Linked DNA regions of Homo sapiens: region 1 is linked to region 2. The links are chromatin contacts, found by Hi-C or POLR2A ChIA-PET in ENCODE. All regions are on one chromosome and are shown on one strand. Each heading gives the region's core, a stretch centred on a gene start or an enhancer-like site at or near the end of the contact. The rest is flanking DNA. Distances are from core to core; before and after follow the strand shown. Region 1 holds the start of MET (MET proto-oncogene, receptor tyrosine kinase). Region 2 overlaps MET (MET proto-oncogene, receptor tyrosine kinase).

Region 1 (4,194 bases), core at 867-3,366, 45 kb before region 2:
GCTGCAAAACCAAAATTGAATTATAGAACTCCTATTACCTTTTAAAATATCTGTTTCCATTCATTTCCAAAAATCTGAAATTATCTGTAAACATTTTCCCAATCAAATCTGTCTAGGTAGTGTGTAAAAATTACTTGACCTTCACACACCCAGATACTTTTAGTTATGCTATTGTTAGTTATGTTATTTCATAAAATGTTATCTCCTTATTTACAGTTGATAAATGAAATGATGATTTTCAATACAGTTTCAAAACTGGATTGAAATTTTGTTAGTTATTAGAAACTAGAAAGTTTCAGTGCTGAAAATACACAACGGGTTGTTTGTATTTATCATCTATTTTATTTTCCAGTTTGCATTGGCTTTTCTGGGTCTTTCTACAACTTTAATTGTAAATTTTTTCTTTTATATTTTTATCATGGCACTCAAACTCAGAAAACCTGTTAAGGCAACTACATAATGTGATCTAAAAATCCAGTTAACATATTGCTATGGAAACCAGGAAATAGAAACAGCACTCTAATCATTCCTTTAGACAACTATGGCTCTGTGTGTGTGTGTGTGTGTGTGTGTGTGTGTGTGTAAAACTTTTTAAATTCATTAATTTATTCATCTTTTATTGAAAGCTGTTACTGAACCCAAAATCTGTAATTGATCTGTCCATAAATAGGCCCAGTGCCTTATTACCAGTAAATTAGTGTTTTTTAATGAGCTATAGTCATTGATAAATTATGCCATGCCGTATCAGGAAATCTCCAGTCAGGCCGCGTTGTTTATTTAGCCTGCTGAGGCCTCTTGGTATGGTGTGAAGGACACCTGACTGGGCTGAAAGCTAAGTTCTAACTTTGCCCCTCTTACTAACCAGCTATGTGACTCTCCTGGGAACTTTTAGGGACTCAGTTTCTTTACCTGCAAAATGGTTCAATGCAAGACTTTAGTAACGTAATGGGAACTTTCCTTTTCCATAAAACTGGGGAATCAAGAGGTAATCTCTTTTGAGGACTGAAATCACTCTTATGTAACCTCTGGTTACATTATCATTTCCAAGTGCCTGGCACTTGGGAAATGATAACTATTCTTACTACATTTTTCTATGTTTCATTCTGTAGTAAATAAGAACTGAACCTGCATAGTAACTGTTATTTTAACCCATGACTTTCAATAACGAAGATATCTATGTCTCATTATCTATTGCCATGATTGAACAAGTTGGTATGAGAGCCGGAACGAACTCAAGTTCTAACCGGCAATGCCCGTTCCTTAGATCCTATTACCTTTGAGTGTTCATTTACTCTTGTAGGTGCCAATTTTTATAGCGAAATACAAAGTTATCCCAACACAATTACTCCTAATAGAGTTCACCGAGGCCCCAAAAGCTCTTTTTTAAAAATCATCATAAGATTTCAACATTCAAGAATTAAACTTTTGTTCTGTTGTGCTTATTCATCGCTATTTGCCCAGTTATTTAATCAGCCTGCTTCCGGCTATGGAAAAAAAAAAAAAGAAAAAAAGAAATGGAAGTCTCCTCAGGGTTAAACTCCTCTGTTGTTCTTCCTTGCAGAAATTTGAGTTATTATAGTAGAGGATAATCGTTGCATAATGAAATCATTGGGACAATTCGTCCATCCACTTCTACCTCCGCCTCTAACAATGAACTCCTTGTTTCTGCGGTGCCCAAATCTCTCTAAACCCGGGTGGGCGCGGGGCGGTTAGCGGAGACGTGGGAGAGGCCGAGAGCAAAGCTCGCGCCCTTCCCGGGGTCAGCGAGCGGGGTGCCAGGAGGGTGCGCGCCCTGCATCTGAGCCCGGGGTGACACTCGCCTCCCAAGCGCCAGGAGGGGGAGACTCGGTCCCGCTTATCTCCGGCTGTGCTAACTTCAGACTGCCTGAGCTGGGGGAGGAGAGCGCGCAGCCAGGGCGAGAAAACTTCTCCACCTAGAAAGTTTCACCTTGTCGTGGGCGGGGCAGAGGCGGGAGGAAACGCGACCCCCGCGGGGCCAGGCGCGGCGCGGACGGCAGGAAGGGCGGGGGCCGATTTCCCTCTGGGTGGTGCCAGTCCCCACCTCAGCGGTCCTCGGAACCCGCGGACTAGGGGACGGACAGCACGCGAGGCAGACAGACACGTGCTGGGGCGGGCAGGCGAGCGCCTCAGTCTGGTCGCCTGGCGGTGCCTCCGGCCCCAACGCGCCCGGGCCGCCGCGGGCCGCGCGCGCCGATGCCCGGCTGAGTCACTGGCAGGGCAGCGCGCGTGTGGGAAGGGGCGGAGGGAGTGCGGCCGGCGGGCGGGCGGGGCGCTGGGCTCAGCCCGGCCGCAGGTGACCCGGAGGCCCTCGCCGCCCGCGGCGCCCCGAGCGCTTTGTGAGCAGATGCGGAGCCGAGTGGAGGGCGCGAGCCAGATGCGGGGCGACAGCTGACTTGCTGAGAGGAGGCGGGGAGGCGCGGAGCGCGCGTGTGGTCCTTGCGCCGCTGACTTCTCCACTGGTTCCTGGGCACCGAAAGGTAAAATTGCAGCCCCTTTCAGATCCAGTACCCAATCCCTCGCCTCAGGGGTTCTGCTTTCTTTGTTCCCCTAAGAGACCTGACTGCTGTTCCAGGGGGCAAAACCACGTAGGTGGGCTAGAGTTTAGGGGCTTCGGAAACTGAAGAGACGTGGCCACGGCGAGGACGAAACTAGAATGGGGCTTGTCTTTTTAGGGGGTTGCTTCTGATGGCCACCTGTATGACTTAGGAGGGAGAGGGGCGCTGGGACAGTGGGTGATGTGTGACTGTTACGGCCCAGCAAGTTTTAAAGCTGGGATCTGACTCAGCCCTTACAAAAGGGATCCGGTCATCCTCGTCCCACCGTGATGCAGCTGGCAAGGTTTGAGCCGAGCTGTTTCCTTGTTCCCAGCCTTGCTTTATCTGTGTTATGTTGGGGTCCTTCCAAGGGGCAGGTGTTTCTGTGAAAGTCTGAATTCATTTCTGGCAATCACGCGGGGCTTGTGATCCATCAATTTTCCATCGTACCTTATCTCTTTCTGGGGCTTGTGGTGGACATCTATCTTATTAGGTGAAATAGATTATAACCAGAGGCTGAGCGATGTGGCCAGTCGTAGTGCTGACCCGATAATTAAAGCACCAGTGAAAGTACTTTCCCTGACTATTGTCAATGCAGAATTTACTCCGAAGTACGGTTTCCCATTCATATCTTTCATGTTTTAAAAGAGCCATTTGCTAATTTGGCAGTTGGAGAGGGCTCCAATGGCTCACGCATGAATAGTTGCCCAGTGTATTTTACCTTATCACAGTTTTATGTTCAAAGGAGCCCTCGGGCAGAATGAAATATTGTCAACTCTCTTAGGCAAAATAATCAAGATACTTTAATTGCTATGTTAAGATGGTCCATGAATGTGAGAGGATTGTAAGAACTGACGTTGGAGGCAATATAGACTATCTGGACCCTCTCTTGAATTTTAAGAAGACTGTTCACATTCTGTAGCTTTGGGTGGGGGTTTATTCTGTCGCTTTCATCAGCCAGACACATGCACATTGCCATGCAAATGGATTCAGAAAAACATTATATTCCCTTACAGCTAAACTATTATAGCTGACTAATGAATTTTTTCTGCATGAAGATGATCTGAAAATGATGTACATCATGTTTCTCTGTGCTACAGGGACATAAATTGCATTTTTATGTAAACAGTGTAAGTGGTGCTTGGATTATTTACAGGTACATAGCTTTCCTTCCTTGATCTAAGCTAATTGAGCTTTGTTTTGAACGTGTAAACTTCCATAATGGAACATAAGTGAGGTACTTTGGTTCCTATCATTTGCAAGTCTGTGGTGTATTCAATGTTCATTCTTTTTGAACTGCTGAATAACAGAGGGAAAATTTACATCATTCATAAGAAATTTTGGTAGTACAAAAATGTGTCTGATAGCCTATAAAATGTACTGCTGTTTTAAAAATTCTATTCCGTTTTCAAACTTAATGGTGTATAAGCTATAGTTATTAACTTAAATATATTTTGCTTTTAACATGATGGAATTTGTGGCATATAGAAGACAGTCTGCCGACTACTGCTTTTTCAAAATTGCTTTGTTCTTGATACATGGCAGTAGGGGTTTACATTAGATGTATACTACATGCTTTCAAAATTAGTTGATGGAGTTTATCTTCATGATAAAAAATGTACCAGATTAATCATAGCCA
Region 2 (4,302 bases), core at 1,284-3,783:
GAAGCAAAAGTTTTAACACTTAGAATTCCAAGGTCCATATCATTGTAGAATTGATTCTTTTGAATTGTGGTGGTACCTCAAGAGAAAGGATTTATTTATTTCATTTATATTTAAATGCGTTTGTATACATATGTATATAAACCCATATACACATATACATAAAATATATTCTGCTCCAAGTATTTATCTCTCTTTTCTCTTTACTAATCCAGCTTCCATTAAGAACTGGCTCAACTTCGACCTCTGCCATGAGCCTTCTCCAGCTGTTTAAGCCCACACAGATCTTATTTTTTTCCTAGTCTTAGAGGATTTACTGCCAGTACAGTGTTTTCAGAATGTAACTATCAACTGAGTTCTTATACTTTGCATCAGTTAGCTATTGTACGTGTCAATCTTTTGTCTCCCTATGTAGAGGCTAGACCCAAGGTAGAAGCATTTGCCAGGATTGACAAACGATAGCCTGTTTTTATATTCTCAACAAGTGAAAACTTATTTTGTTTATATTTTTTTCCCTTTTTATACAGTTAAACACTCACATGCACGCACACACACACACACACACACACACACACACAGGCCACAGGGACCCTATGGCCCTCAAAGACTAGCATATATTCTATCTAGCCCTTTCCCAAAAAACATGTGCCAACCCCTGCATTAGAGAATAGTGTAAAATAATAGTGGACAGATAACAGGTCCACAAATTTTGGAGAGCCATGGATGACCTTACTTATGAACTTAAGTAATTCTCTTCAATAGGTGTGAGTGTTTCCATTTTACAGATGATGAAATTGAGGCTCATTGATCTAAACAATTGGATTTTGTCTTCATAGGCATTATGAGGGCTTACTAGACCAACAATAGTGATAATAATAACTGTTTAGTTGCACAAGGCAGGGATTTATGTCTTTTTTATTTGCTGCCATATCCTTCAGCACCTAGAACAGTCTGTCACATGGTATGGTATTATATTCATTTTCCAGAGCTCCCATAACAAATTACCACAAACTGGGTGGCTGAAAACAACAGAAATTTATCCTCACATGGTTCTGGAGGCCAGATGTCTGAAATCAAGGCATCAGCCAGGGCCATGCTCCCTCTGGAGGCTCTAGGGAGGACTCCTTCCTTGCCTCTTGCAATTCTGGTGTCCCAGGCATCTTAGGTTGTGGCAGCTTTACTCCCCTCTCTGCCTCCATCTTTATGTGGCAGTCCACCATGTCTCTCTGTGTCCCCTCTTCTTATAAGGACAACAGTCATTGAATTCAGGGCACTCACTAAATCCAGGATGATTTCATCTCAAGATCCTTAACTAATCACATATCAAAGAGCCTATTTCCAAATAAGGTCACGATCTGACTTTCCAGGTGGACATGAATTTTGGGAAGACATTATTCGGCCTACTGTAGGTCTTCTAAATGAAGTGACCATTTAATATGTTTCTGGCACTGGATTCATTTCATTTAAGCCTCAAAACAAATCTGTTATGTAGATATGTGTTTTCCCACTTTACAAGTGAAGAACTGAGGTTTAGAGATCTAGGAATCCTAAAGCTGCACAGCCAGGAAGGGCAGGGCCACCCCTGACCCAAGTTCTCTGCTAGGTTAGCATGGTTGTCACAGGACAAGCTGAGAAGGTATTTAGGGAGCATTACACTAAAAAGTTGTAGAAGTCGGCTTAAGGAAGAAGATTCTAAAATCAAAGGAATCAGATTGTAGGAGGCCATGTAGGCAATTTCCTTTAATTCAATAGAAGAGAGTATAAGAATCAGCCAGGCATGGTGGCTCATGCCTGTAATCCTAACACTTTGGGAGGTCGAGGTGGAAGGATTGCTAGAGCCTGTGAATTCAAGACCAGCCTGGGCAACATGGCAAAATCCCATCTCTACAAAGAAATACAAAAATTAGCCAGGTATTGTGGCACATGCCTGTAGTCCCAGCTACTCTGGATGCTGAGGAGGGAGGATCTCTTGAGCCCAGAAGGGAAGAGGTTGCAGTGAGCCAAGATTGTGCCACTGCACTGCCGCCTGGGTGACAGAGCCAGAGCCTTTCAAGCAAGCAAGCAAGAGGGAAGGAGGGAGAGAGGGAGAGAGAGAGAGAGAGAGAGAGAGAGAGAGAGAGAGAGAGAGAGAGAGAGAGAAAAGAAACGGAGAGAGAGGGAGGGAGGGAAGGAAGGAGGGAAAAAGAGAGAAAGAAAGAGAAATATGAAAGAAAGAAAGAGTAAGGAAGGAAAGAAAGAAGGAAAGAAAGAAAAAGAAAAGAAAGAAAGAGAAAGAAAGAAAGAAAGAAAGAAAGAAAGAAAGAAAGAAAGAAAGAAAGAAAGAAAGAAAGAAAGAAAGAAGATATGAACAATAAAGGAAAGACTCAAAGATGGTTCAGATCTCAAACTTACGGAGAGGGTAGCTATTGATGCATTGAGAAATAGGAAGCTGGAAGAGGAAATCAGTTTGGAGAGAAAAGTGATGGCTTTGAACATCATCAATGGCGTATTCAAACATAGCTTGAAGGCATTTGCAGAGACAGGGCTGGTCCTCGGAAGAGATGGCAACGGGGTGTGTAGAGTTAGGTCATCACCACGAGGCTGTGAGGGCAGAGCCACAGTAGCTTCCATCACCTTGTGAATCACCAGTGCTCAGCCCGTGGCTGGCTGGCCGGATGCCTGCTTATGCTGTGCTCCCGGCTGTCTGGCTGCACACACAACCGCAGAGCATGCCCTCTCTGGCTAGGGCAGAAAGAAATTGAAGCCTCTTAAATTTTGCCCCCCCCAGCTTTGCTCCCTTGCTAGGACTTCCAGGCCATGACTATTGAAGCCATAGGGCAGGATTACTTCCTCAAGAGGCGTTAGTGGAAACAGATGTGTTGAGGAAGCCTCTTTCTTTTCAACTGTGCCCTGAGCACATCAGATGGAGTCCTCTTCATAGCACAAAACAACTTGGTCAGATTCTTAGGGTTTGACCACAGCACCCTAACAGCCTGGCCGTGCATTAAGGACCCCAAAGAGAAGGATCTGCTTTGCCAGAGAGCTGACTCTTCTGTATTTTACAGACAATTCTGAATTCAATGTCAACATCTTAGACATCTCAGTACAGACAGTAAAGAGTTAAAATATGTCTATAAGAAACAGCGCCAGACCCTGAAATTGAAAGCTCTGTGCCTCCCTGCGTGCAGTCAGTTCCACACTGTCCTCTCTCCCAGTTCTATTTAATAAAAAAAACACATGAGTGAAATTTAGGGAAATAAGAATTCCTGAAATTAAAGCAATTAAGTTTTCAGTCAACTGTATGAAAAGCTCTAGACAAAGAGGTACTTTCTATTTCAAAATATGTATTTCCCAGAAAACCATTACCATATCTAGCTAGAATTTCTACAAAGAATGATTATGAATAAAGTATATATTCAAATGCTTCTGGTAATTTAGTCATGGTCAAAGAGGAGAGAAAGGTGATACAAGTGAACTGGCAAAGATTTTACAAGATAGTACATTTTTAAAAATTTTATTTGCAAGACTGATTTAAATTATCTATAGATGAGCTAAATCTGTCCTATAGATCAATTAAATGAATCACTATTTTAAATATATCACATTCTTAATTACACTGAATTAAATATAATTACATATTCACTGCATACATCATAATGTTAATTAGGGGAAACATTTTGAATCAAATATATTGAGATATATAGCACTTCAATTTTCTTTTTATAAAAAAAGCTATATGACTAAGTCAGGTAAAAAGAATCTGGCAAGTACTCATAGAAAGCTAAAGGAAGACTAGATTAATTGATGTATCACATCAAGGCTTACAAATTGTAGAGGAATTCCTATTCTTTAACTCTATGACAGTATATAAGACTTTGGGCTAAGGAAGCAAGTTTGCAACAAGTTTTTAAAAAATAATAAAACAGGAGGCAGGGCACGGTGGCTCACACCTGTAATCCCAGCACTTTGGGAAGCCGAGACAGGTGGATCACAAGGTCAGGGGTTCAAGACCAACCTGGCCAAAATGGTGAAACCCAGTCTCTAATAAAAATACAAAAAAGTTAGCCAGATATGGTGGCGGGCACCTGTAGTCTCAGCTATTCAGGAGGCTGAAGCAGGGAATTGCTTGAACCCAGGAGGCGGAGGTTGTAGTGAGCCGAGATCACGCCACTGCACTCCAGCCTCGGCGACAGAGCTAGACTCCATCTCAAAATAAATAAATAAATAAAAATTTTAAAAAATAAATAAAATAAATAATAAAACACATTGTTTACCATTGTTTCTCAGAGACATACGATTATTTTAGAAGTGGATAAGCCTTTTTTT

The links. A loop is a pair of places that touch in the nucleus more often than their neighbours do. ChIA-PET counts read pairs that join two places held with the same protein, here RNA polymerase II (POLR2A). Pooled maps may share reads with other maps.
Region 1: a map of MCF 10A shows a loop between it and region 2 (5-fold over the local background). The contact joins the promoter of MET here to the enhancer-like site in region 2. A Hi-C loop is called at or near these places in 11 of 168 maps with a recorded cell type or tissue (Caco-2, Calu3, IMR-90 and 8 more) and 6 of 50 pooled maps. POLR2A ChIA-PET finds 5 or more read pairs at or near these places in 8 of 52 experiments (A549, H1, MCF 10A and 5 more).

What each region holds. Positions count from the first base shown.
Region 1 is chr7:116,670,080-116,674,273 of GRCh38, forward strand. MET (MET proto-oncogene, receptor tyrosine kinase) reads left to right here and starts at 2,117. Exons shown (of 21, transcript NM_000245.4): 1 at 2,117-2,498. All of the region lies in intron 1 of COMETT (cytosolic oncogenic antisense to MET transcript), which reads right to left. RefSeq lists silencers at 1,725-1,774, 1,905-2,034, 2,095-2,284.
Region 2 is chr7:116,714,203-116,718,504 of GRCh38, forward strand. All of the region lies in intron 2 of MET (MET proto-oncogene, receptor tyrosine kinase), which reads left to right. Among named protein-coding and RNA genes, the nearest start is that of COMETT, 28 kb to the left of the region's middle. Within about 2 kb of position 2,534, at least 7 of the 41 ENCODE cell types and tissues checked have a DNase peak (open chromatin) inside an H3K27ac peak, as active enhancers do; they include Panc1, gastrocnemius medialis and psoas muscle, where a contact is called at or near this core.